2 separate regions of the Mus musculus genome follow, and region 2 is linked to region 1. A link is a loop called in an ENCODE intact Hi-C map of the cell type or tissue named here. Cell type or tissue: heart. All regions are shown on one strand. Links, peaks and the distances in the headings refer to the core of each region. The heading gives the core; the rest is flanking DNA. Region 1 overlaps Hecw2 (HECT, C2 and WW domain containing E3 ubiquitin protein ligase 2). Region 2 overlaps Hecw2 (HECT, C2 and WW domain containing E3 ubiquitin protein ligase 2).

Region 1 (5,380 bases), core at 58-5,057:
AGCAGTGGGCTCAGAAGAGAGCATGGAGACGTGAGTCATGCCACCGAGTCTCTGGGTTAAAGATGCTCGCCTTTCCTCGTCGATATGGATCCCAATGCCACTGTAGACACTGTGACATAGTGACAACAAATGAGAATCGCTGCTTTTGTGAAAGCTTTGTTTGTATTAGGGGGAATGGACAAGGGCTAGGTGAGTGATCATATGGCAAATCGGACTTTACAGAGAAACATAAAGACTTACTTCCAGGATGTTGCCATTCTGGATATAATGCCCCCTCCTCTGTATTTAAGTGCAGGGGCCACATTTGCGCAAGCTCTTGAAGATGTTGCCAGTGAGCTACGCTCCTCATGGCAGGGGAAGTGAAGCAGTGAGCAGTACATCAGTAGCGTTCATTGTCTGCATTTAGCATGTATCTTACTGGTTGAAAATTTAGTTACGTGTGGGATAGAAAGGGGGCAGAGGGTGGTGGGATATGTAGGAAGGCATGGATCTAAGAGGGATGCTAGAAAAGTCCCTCCTTTTCACTTTCTTGGAAAAGCTGTGCTAAGAGAAACCAGGGGCCAGAGGTGTATGACAGCCTGGCCATCTTGTGATCTCTGTCCTAGACGTTATTTCTGATATTATCAGGTGACTGTAGGATGGTGTCTTTTATTTCCACAGTAGATTATTGTATGCTGAGGCTTTAATAAAATCTCAGGCTTTATATCTGGGATGTTTAATACTAACTCCTCACCTTTTAGCACTGATGTTTTATGCTTGTCTGTCTCTTGCAGCTTTGTAGGAAAACAACCTCAGAGAGGCAGACAAGATGGCTAGCTCAGCCCGGGAGCATTTGCTTTTTGTGCGGCGTCGAAATCCACAGATGCGGTACACACTGAGCCCAGAGAACCTCCAGAGCCTGGCAGCCCAGAACTCAATGCCCGAGAACATGGCCCTACAGCGGGCCAACAGTGACACGGATCTGGTGACTTCTGAGAGCCGCTCCAGCCTGACTGCCAGCATGTACGAATACACGCTGGGGCAAGCCCAGAACCTCATTATCTTCTGGGACATTAAGGAAGAGGTTGACCCCAGCGATTGGATAGGACTCTATCACATAGGTGAGTCTGGGTGAAGACTTGCATGTGGCTCAGCATGGCTTTTAACTCTGAGATGGTAATGTTCTGTGTTTTCTGCTGCCATAAAAAGGAAGAGAAGGTTTTCATACACAAATAGACAAAGCAGATTCTGGGCACATTCTTTGTTCCTTGGGAGGAGAGGCAGCTGTTCCTTTACAAGCATCTTGTGGTTCTATTTCTACCAAACTAAATGTCAGCCCCTGTGGGCACCGCTGGATTTTCTCTTCCCTTTATTGTTGTTCTTGAGACACCGTCATGACTTGGAAAGAGGGGGTCCTTAACACCTATGAACACTGTTAAACTGATAGGAAAACAGTTTGCGTTCTCCACAGGTTGATTTCACTTAAAACAATCTGCAGCCTGGGGTATCTTTTTATGAATGGGAAATATTACCTATTTGTTTTGAGAAAACAGTCCCAGCTTTGTTTAACTATATTCAAATCTGTTATTCATATGTGAATGAATGATGAATGAAATATCCCAGAAAATACAAGTTAGTTGTTATTTCTTCTTCCTTTTTGTTTGTTTGTTTTTTGAGACAGGGTTTCTCTGTGTAGCCCTGGCTGTCCTGGAACTCACTCTGTAGACCAGGCTGGCCTCGAATTCAGAAATTCGCCTGCCTCTGCCTCCCAAGTGCTGGGATTAAAGGCATGTGCCACCACTGCCCGGCCCAATTAATCTTAAATACATTTTAAATCTAACATAATAATATAATCCAGCGTTATTCACAGTTGGATAATTTTTCTCTGAATGAAGGAAATGATTCTAAAATTGATACCTGATATTGATTTCACTGTAAGTTATGAGTCAAGCGTCTTGTTTTGGTTGCTGTGTAAGGAATAAACAAGGAGTCCTGTGTTGGCCTCCTAGGCAGGGCTCATTTTGCCCCCTAGAGGACACTTGGTGTGGAGACATTTTTGACTGCCGTTATTTTGATTTCATCTCTGTAGTGGGATGAGAACAGGGTCCTTCACAGCAGTGCATGGACAGCAGAGCTCCATCTGCCCCAGGAGTCCCCTGGTCCCACTTTGAAAAGCCTGCAAACCTGCATCCTTGCTGAACTTTTGTTAGAATGATAAGCCCACTGAAACTGGGCTTCTTTGGGGACTAAGAATTTTCTTTTGAAAAAAATATGGGTTCTGTAACTTTGGAGCTCTAAATGATTAACCATGCTGGATAGCGGGAAAAAAAATCCAGAATAGAAAAAATTTCAATGAATTAGTAACTTTTTTTCTCCCCCCTCTTATGGTAACAAAAAGAGTGGTAGGCAAAAGTCTCTAAAGTTGTTTATTTTCTTTGGGTGTATTTAACTATATAGTCAAAATGAGGAAGGCATGCAATTTAAAGTCCTTGTTCATGTTATTATGACCGTAAAAGAGCGTACAGTTTGTAGGATGTCAGTCTCCCTTTGGGCTCCATTTTTTTTTTTTTTTTACATTTTAGATATTTTAATAATAAAAAAAAACTTAAGTCTTCCTATGACATTGCAAATAAAAAATGGTGGTTTAAAATGTTTTATATGATGTTTCTTGGAAAAATAATTAATTTTTATTTTCTCGTATAAGATTAAGTTTACATATGTGAACGACAGTCTTCTAGAGTTAGGTGGGCATTAACTCGGATTATTTACTATTTTCTCATACTTTCTTATTGTTCATCCCCTCAAACTGTTACATTTTCCTGTCTAATCAGGTTAAGTAAGGAACAAAAGCACAGTGGCCATAGTTCTCATGTTTTGTGCGTTACCTGCTGAGGAAGGAGTTTGTGTCAGAGTTTCCTAAGCTAGGAAAGCAAGAGTGGGAAGTGAATCTCTTGCAAGTGTTAGCTCTTCTTCAGGAAGCTTCTATCCCTCTCACATAAATCACCATTGTTCTTTACATTTGTTTCCATCAGTGTTGACTATGACATATTTATATGCAAATTTTATTTTAGTTACATTGGCTGGAATATGTGAAGTTTATGTTAATGATTTTGATGAATTTGGGAAACTTTGCCACTTTTTCCTTCCTTCCTTCCTTCCTTCCTTCCTTCCTTCCTTCCTTCCTTCCTTCCTTCCTTCCTTCCTTTCTTTCTCTCTTTCTCTCTTTCTCTCTTTCTTTCCTTTTTTTTTGAGACAGGGTTTCTCTGTGTATTTCTGGAGCTAACTCTGTAGACCACACTAACCTCATAGAGATCTGGTTCCTCTGCCTCCTGAGTGCTGGGATCAAAGGCATGTGCCACCACTGCCTGACTTCATATTTTCTTCATGTGTGTATGTGTGTGTGTGTGTTTTAAGTATTCTTACTTTTTACTGCAACCTATATTATATTATTTCACATTGTTCTACAAGGTATTTGTGGTTTTGACCTATTTTTCATAGATCTATTTTCTCCATGATATTCACATTTCCTAGTTTCTTCTTATCCATCTTCCTCCTCCTCCTTTTCCTCCTTCACACAGACACACAGAGACATGTATGCACACATGCACGCATGCATGCACGCATGCACGCATGCATGCACACACACAGGTATTAGAAACAGGGTCTTTTGTGTCCCAAGTTGCCTGACATTGCTGTGTAGCTGAAGATGACCTTCAATTCCTGATTCTTTTCTGTTCACCTCCCTTCCCAAGTGCTGAGGTAATAGGAGTGGACCACCACACTGGCTCTATCCATCCTTAAGTTTATTAGCCTTTTCCCCCTTTTCTTTATTCCGTGTCAGTCCCACTTGGTGAATTTTAAACTTTCAGGTAGTTGACTTTTTAACTTCTAGAATTCTCATAGATCTCTGGCAGGAAATAGTAGAAAGAAGCAGTTATCTCTAACCCTTAAGGGATATGCTAACACAAACGAGGACTTAAATGAAAATGCCTAGTCAGTCTGTCACATCAGTAGCATTAAATGTAACTTATTTCTGGAGTCACAAGGCCACTGCTGTATTTGAAAAGAGGGAGGGACATCTTCTGGATATATGCCCAGGAGAGGTATTGCGGGATCCTCCGATAGTACTATGTCCAATTTTCTGAGGAACCGCCAGACTGATTTCCAAAGTGGTTGTACAAGCTTGCAATCCCACCAACAATGGAGGAGTGTTCCTCTTTCTCCACATCCTCAACAGCATCTGCTGTCACCTGAATTTTTGATCTTAGCTGTTCTGACTGGTGTGAGGTGGAATCTCAGGGTTGTTTTGATTTGCATTTCTCTGATGATTAAGGATGTTGAGCATTTTTTCAGGTGCTTCTCAGCCATTCGGTATTCCTCGGGTGAGAATTCTTTCTTTAGCTCTGAGCCCCATCTTTTAAGGGGGTTATTTGATTTTCTGGAGTCCACCTTCTTGAGTTCTTTATATATATTGCATATTAGTCCCCTATCTGATTTAAGATAGGTAAAGATCCTTTCCCAATCTGTTGGTGGCCTTTTTGTCTTATTGACGGTGTCTTTTGCCTTGCAGAAGCTTTGCAGTTTCATGAGGTCCCCTCTAGCTGCATATGTATCAAAAGATGGCCTAGTCGGCCATCACTGGAAAGAGATGTCCATTGGACAGGCAAACTTTATATGCCCCAGTACAGGGGAACGCCAAGGCCAAAAAGTGGGAATGGGTGGGTAGGGGAGTGGTGGGGAAGGTGTGGGGGACTTTTGGGATAGCATTGGAAATGTAATTGAGAAAAATACGTAATAAAAGAAAGAAAGAAAGAAAGAAAGAAAGAAAGAAAGAAAGAAAGAAAGAAAGAAAGAAAGAAAGAAAGAAAGAAAGAAAGAAAAAAAAAAGAGGGAGGAGCGATTTGGTGTACCTGGGTCTTCAAATGGAGTGGACAGAGGCCTGACTTTAAGCAGGGTTAGCCATTACTTTTCAAGGGTGGAAAGGCTCTTTTTCCCCTTACTTCTCAGGGAAAAGAGGTGAGCATTGGCATTCCACAAGGAAAGGGGTAACAGGCATGCCAGTACACTTTAACAGATAGCTATTTCCTCCTGTTTTCTCCCTGCTTCCAGGACAGGGGGTCCTGACGGAGTCAGAAAGGATGGCAGTGAGTACTGGACTTCAGAGCTTCCTTCTCAGGCTCAGGAAGAGTGTAACCGTCTATGCTAATCCAGTTTTGAATGCTCAGGAGAGGATGTATACATCTCTTCTGGCCATTGAGATATGAGAAGACTCTGGGAGAATTTTGCATTCTAATGAATAAACACAACTTAATAAAAACAGAGTTTCATTTTTCTTTTACTTAATTGGTTCTTTTACTTATGAGATAATAATAGAATTAAATTATTTCTCCCTTCCCTCCCT
Region 2 (5,380 bases), core at 89-5,088, 110 kb after region 1:
CCCATCAAACTCACAGATTCTGATGGATTCTGTTCCGCTTGATTTTCAGAAGATGTGACCAGGGTGGGTGGACAGCCCACACAAAATAAAGCAATAATACAAAACTCTAGGAGCTTGGTTTATCTGATAAAAAGCTGAGACATGACAGTTATTTTTAAAGATAATAATTATAGCTTCTAGAAGATATATTTTGAGAACTTTTGAAATTATTCTTAGCGTGTATCAACAGTGAATGATTATGTTAGGAATCAACTGCAATAAAGCTAGTATATTTCTCACTTGATTTATATTAATTATAACCATCTAATTCAGGTACTATATCTGTATCCATTTATGTACTGATAGCAAGATTGATCAAGGAATGGCTTGAGCTTGTCAGTGGTGTTTGTGTTAGTCTTTTAAAGAGCTAAACACCCACGGGAGAGACAGACCCAGCTCTGTGTGTAGTGTAAGGAAGTCCAAAATGCATTCACAAAGTGTCAGAAGTGAGATGTCTTTCCATGAACAGGCTAAAAGCATTGCCATCGTACCAGATACTGGCATATGTTAAAATTTCTGACCTGATTATTGTTTTCTATTGAGTAATCAATACATCTTGAAAGGGCTGTACTTTGGTTAGTTACACATTTGGTGAACTGCAGCTATCTGAAATAGGTGATAGTGTCCAGGGCAGGGCTTTATGGGATAATCTACACTTCCTAATCTTTTTTTAAAGCATTTGTTTAACCGTAAAATTTTCCATGGCATGGCCAGCTTCCTTTCCAAAAGACTTGTCACGGTCCTATGGTTATCATTTTCTCCAATTAGTGGGAGAATGCCTCGGGCATCTAGAGAAAGTCTTTTGTTGTTTGTTTTTTATAATAGTAGTAATGTATAGCATATTCTTCGTAATGATACATCATAGCAGGAAGCAGCTTGAGTCTGGATGGGCTGGACAAACTCAGGAGGAGAACCGGGACCCACACTCCGTACAGAACACACTCTTCATGGAGGATCCAAGAGGCATAGGCCACTTTTCTGAACTGTGATATGGGAGAGTTGAATTGAGGATGTTTTTCTCAGTTAAAATTATTCCACGTAATGGTTCTTGTTTGGCAGTTAGTTATTATGTATCCATTAAGTGCCTACTAAATGTCAAGCACTGTGTTGGGCATTGGAGATGAGACAGTAACTAAAACAGATGTGTACAGTCCTTTCCTTATAACTCTTATAGAACACTCATTCTCTACCTTAAACATTGCTTTTGCAAATCTTCCCTCATTAGCATCACTAGTGGTTTTTGGCAGAAAATGGAGACGCAATCATTTTATTTTGACAAGAAAATGATGGATTTATTAGATGACTAGGTGTCAGAAAGTAGAGGCTAGGCCTTGGGATTTGCTGCTGGGCATACTCACCAGTGTGCAAGCACTTCTGTATGTCAGGGGCTCCCTGAATGGTGTGAATACAGCGGTGAATAGGAAAGGTGCATCCCTGTCATTGCACCAATTGCAGCTGCTATGGAGTTCTATCAAATATTCTGATGTAATATGCGTGTAATACCTGTTTGAACTCCCTGTTCAGCAAGAGTATTGATGGCAACATGACATTCAGGTATCCCACAAGTAGAAAATGGCAGTAAGAGGAACACCACCCAAAGCAGCCTGGAATCACGGAGACTGTGTGTCAGATGAGCTTGTAGTACAGAGGATGCCTGACAGGGGCTTCCTCAGTGGGGTAACGTGTATCTCATCCCCAGTCTGCCATCCAGTAGCTTCTTCTTATGGTAGCTACTTACCTTCATATCTTCCTCTAGTAAACAGGGTTTGTGCTTCCTCCCTGGTGGCCAGGGAAGTAAAGAGAACAGATCCCTAGAGCCCCGGGAATGTGTACATGTTCTTCAGTGAACACTTCAGGTGGGAAAGCAAACTGTTGGACAGCATCAGTCTAGGACAATAATATCAACATCATAAAAAGATATGTCTCAAGAACTTACTTATGAATTCAGATGAATTACAAATTGATAAAATTTTATATATATATATATATATACACACGCATATATATGTATGTATATTTGTTTACAAAACAAAGCTCTATATGTTGATGCTGCAAAGCTGACTAAAGGCTCTATAAAGTAGTGGTGCAGAGGCATCTCTTCCCAGAAGAGCCGGTAGAGGGCAGCGTGAGAGCAGAAATAGTGTGACTTGATTAGCCTTTTGGTTGTCTGTAATTAGTTGTCAATCAGCTGACTCAGGATAGGAGTTCCTTGTATTTGAATCTGGAAAATAGACATGGACTTGAAACAGCTGGATAATCCTATCCTTATGCCAGCCAACAGCCTAAGACCACCACGAAGGCAGGCCAAAAAATGAGCAGCAGGCCAGTTGTGATCAAGCCTAGCACCAGACATGGGATTCGGTACTCTCCCTCATTGCAGAACACCTGAGGTTTGTACCTGAGAGTCAGTAGGTTCCCCAGGAATGAGAGCATTATCTCTAGTCCCTTATTTTGCAGATGAGGAAGGTAAGGTCAGCCCGTGCGCACACACACTTACACACACATACACACACACACACATACTCACAATAGGAGCTGCTGTCTGGAATCAACCTGGTTTTATATTCTCATATTGTTCTCTCTTCTTTAATGTTTCCTATAAGGTGACTTTCTTTTTGTCCCTGGGCCACGTTGTGCTCCAGCCTGTATTTACTTCAAATTCTGAAATGTTCAAGGGACAGCCTGTGGGTCTGGGGTGGCCTGTGGGAAGAAGGCAAAGGTACACTCGGGATGAAGGGCTGTTTCTTCCCCTGCAGGGACCAAATGCTCAGCTACAACCTTGGCAGACGGCTCCCAGCTGACCACGTGAGTGGGTACCTCCAGTTTAAAGTGGAAGTTACATCTTCTGCTCACGAAGGTGAGGTGTCTCTTGCTGCATAAGCACACACTGTCCATTGATAGTTGGCATTTAAATGGAATCATTCTGTGTCCAGTGCTGGAAATGGAATGGCTTTCCAATGACTGCCAGCTTCCAAAGCACTTAGGAGAGTCTGGTTAGCAAAAAACGGCTCCAAGAATTACGTTTGCGTTACGAAGGTAGTCTGCAGAGATCGAACCTATACCTCCTGTGCCAGATGTTACACGGGATACTCATTTAGTGAGGAGTAGTGAGTTCTAGCAGCCAGTGACACGTCAGAGTCACCTTTGGGATGACTGAACTCAGCAAACTTGTTAGTTTCAGGACAGTAGGTCTTTCTGTCTTCTATTGAATGCTCACCAGTGCTGCTTCCTCACTCAGATGCTTCTCCAGAGGCTGTCGGCACCATCCTCGGAGTCCACACTGTGAATGGAGACCTGGGCAGCCCTTCCGATGAGGAGGATATGCCAGGCAGCCATCATGACAGTACTATCTGTGCTAATGGGCCAGTGTCCGAGGACAGTGTTGCTGATGGCACCCCTAAGCATTCTTTCAGGACTAGCTCTACCCTGGAGATCGACACGGAGGACTTGATCTCTACTTCTTCTAGAAATTCACCCCCCAGGGGCCGCCAGGATTCCCTCAATGATTACTTAGATGCTATTGAACACAATGGCCCCGCCAGGCCAGGGGCAGCCTCCTCCTCTGAGCGGTCCATGGGAGCCTCTCCTAAACTGAGGAGTAGTTTTCCCACTGACACAAGACTCAATGCGATGCTTCATATTGACTCAGACGAAGAAGACCATGAGTTTCAGCAAGACTTGGGCTACCCATCTTCTTTGGAGGAGGAGGGAGGCTTGATCATGTGCAGCAGGGCGTCGAGAATTGATGATGGGAGCCTGACATCTCAGACCAAACCAGAGGATGACAACCCTGTGGAGAATGAGGATGCCTCTATACATGAAACTGCATCCTTAGAAGAGAGGCTGGAGAATCTTCCAGAGGTTGCAGATGGCTCCTTGCCATCAAGTACAGCCCCTGATGAAAATGAAGCCAACCTGGAGCCTCAACCCAGTGCAGACCAGGGTAGCACTGAATTGTGTAGCTCTCAAGAAGTAGATCAGCCCACAAGTGGTGCAGATGCAGGAGCTTCTGACACATCTGGAGGGAGCCGCAGAGCTGCCAGTGAGACCGAGTCCCTGGACCAGGGATCTGAACCTTCCCAGGTGTCCTCTGAGACAGAACCCAGTGACCCTGCAAGGACAGAGAGTGTGAGTGAGGCCAGTACCAGACCTGAGGGGGAGAGTGACCCGGAAGGCGCAGACAGCTCATGCAATGAGAGCGTGACTACACAGCTGTCCTCCGTGGAGACACGGTGCTCATCTCTAGAGAGTGCGCGATTTCCAGAAACCCCCGCCTTTTCTTCTCAGGAGGAAGAAGATGGGGCCTGTGCAGCTGAGCCCACCAGCAGTGGCCCCGCAGAGGGGTCGCAGGAGTCCGTCTGCACTCCTAGTTCTTTACCTGCTGTGCAGGTGCCCAGCAGGGAAGAGGAAGGGTCAGCGGCTGAAGCTGCTGCTTTATCTGAGCAGGGGGAGCTAGGGGAAGTCTGGCAGAGGAGGGGGAGTCTTGAGGGAGCAGCCGCTGCTGCTCCTGCTGCTGCTGCCACTGATAGCCAGCCCCAGGAAGATGGGGATGCTGGGGATGCCCAAGGTGCCTGCGAAGGGGCCACTGCCCAGGAGGAGGGCGCCACTGGAGGTAGGATATAGAAGACAGCATGACTCTTGGCTTAAGCGTAACTGCTCAAAAAGAAATCATATAATTTACATATGTGTATATGCATAATTTACATGTATGTGGATATATAATTTACATATGTGTAGATATATGTACTATATGTAAATATATCATTGGCATGTATGTGTATATAATTTGCATGTGTGTAGAAGTATGGTTTGTGTATATGTAAATTGTGATGCAGTTTGCATGTATAGGTGAATAAGAAAATGAATTCCTCCTCTGGGGTTTACCAATCAGCAAAAGAATTAAAGAGGGGAAAATAAGGAAGCAAATGTATAGATACCTAAAGCCATTCTTATGCATCAGGCCTCCCAGTCTGGAGAGACCATCATTTGCCATTCACATAGCTAGGAAGAAGAGGGCATGATTTCCATGCACACAGACCTCAGTTCAAATTCAGTCCTTTTAAAGCAGGCATCATCTATTGCTGACATACGAGGCCTGGCAAGCAGTAGTCTTCCATCTTAAAGAAGATACAAAACCAATCAGTACATTGGTGTGATGTGTAGGGCGGGGATGGGGAGTACTGCAAGCCGCTCACTCTTAAAGCTCCAGAACAGGAAGTCAGTGTGAATGGGGAGGAGGGAAGCACTGTTTAAGTCTGACGTTGCAAGTTCAGACATAAAATTTGTATTTAAGATGTCCTAGAGAGAGGCTGGAAAGGGGGAAAGGGGGAAAGGACAGTCT

What was found. Peaks named below come from ENCODE experiments on the same cell type or tissue, not always from the same donor. Only the 100,000 strongest peaks of a DNase experiment are listed, where the experiment ranks them.
Region 2: it touches region 1 in a loop (2.2-fold over the local background); 2 of 42 quality-filtered maps call a loop at or near these places.

Annotation. Positions count from the first base shown.
Region 1 is chr1:54,035,921-54,041,300 of GRCm38, reverse strand. It overlaps Hecw2 (HECT, C2 and WW domain containing E3 ubiquitin protein ligase 2), which reads left to right. Exons shown (of 29, transcript NM_001001883.3): 2 at 774-1,100. The coding sequence starts at 809. Among named protein-coding and RNA genes, the nearest start is that of Hecw2, 160 kb to the left of the region's middle. In heart, for the core only: a CTCF peak has its summit at 2,014 (motif pointing left); no DNase peak of the experiment used is centred there.
Region 2 is chr1:53,924,581-53,929,960 of GRCm38, reverse strand. It overlaps Hecw2 (HECT, C2 and WW domain containing E3 ubiquitin protein ligase 2), which reads left to right. Exons shown (of 29, transcript NM_001001883.3): 8 at 2,796-2,896; 9 at 3,278-4,651. Among named protein-coding and RNA genes, the nearest start is that of Mir7681, 78 kb to the right of the region's middle. In heart, for the core only: a CTCF peak has its summit at 2,155 (motif pointing right); no DNase peak of the experiment used is centred there.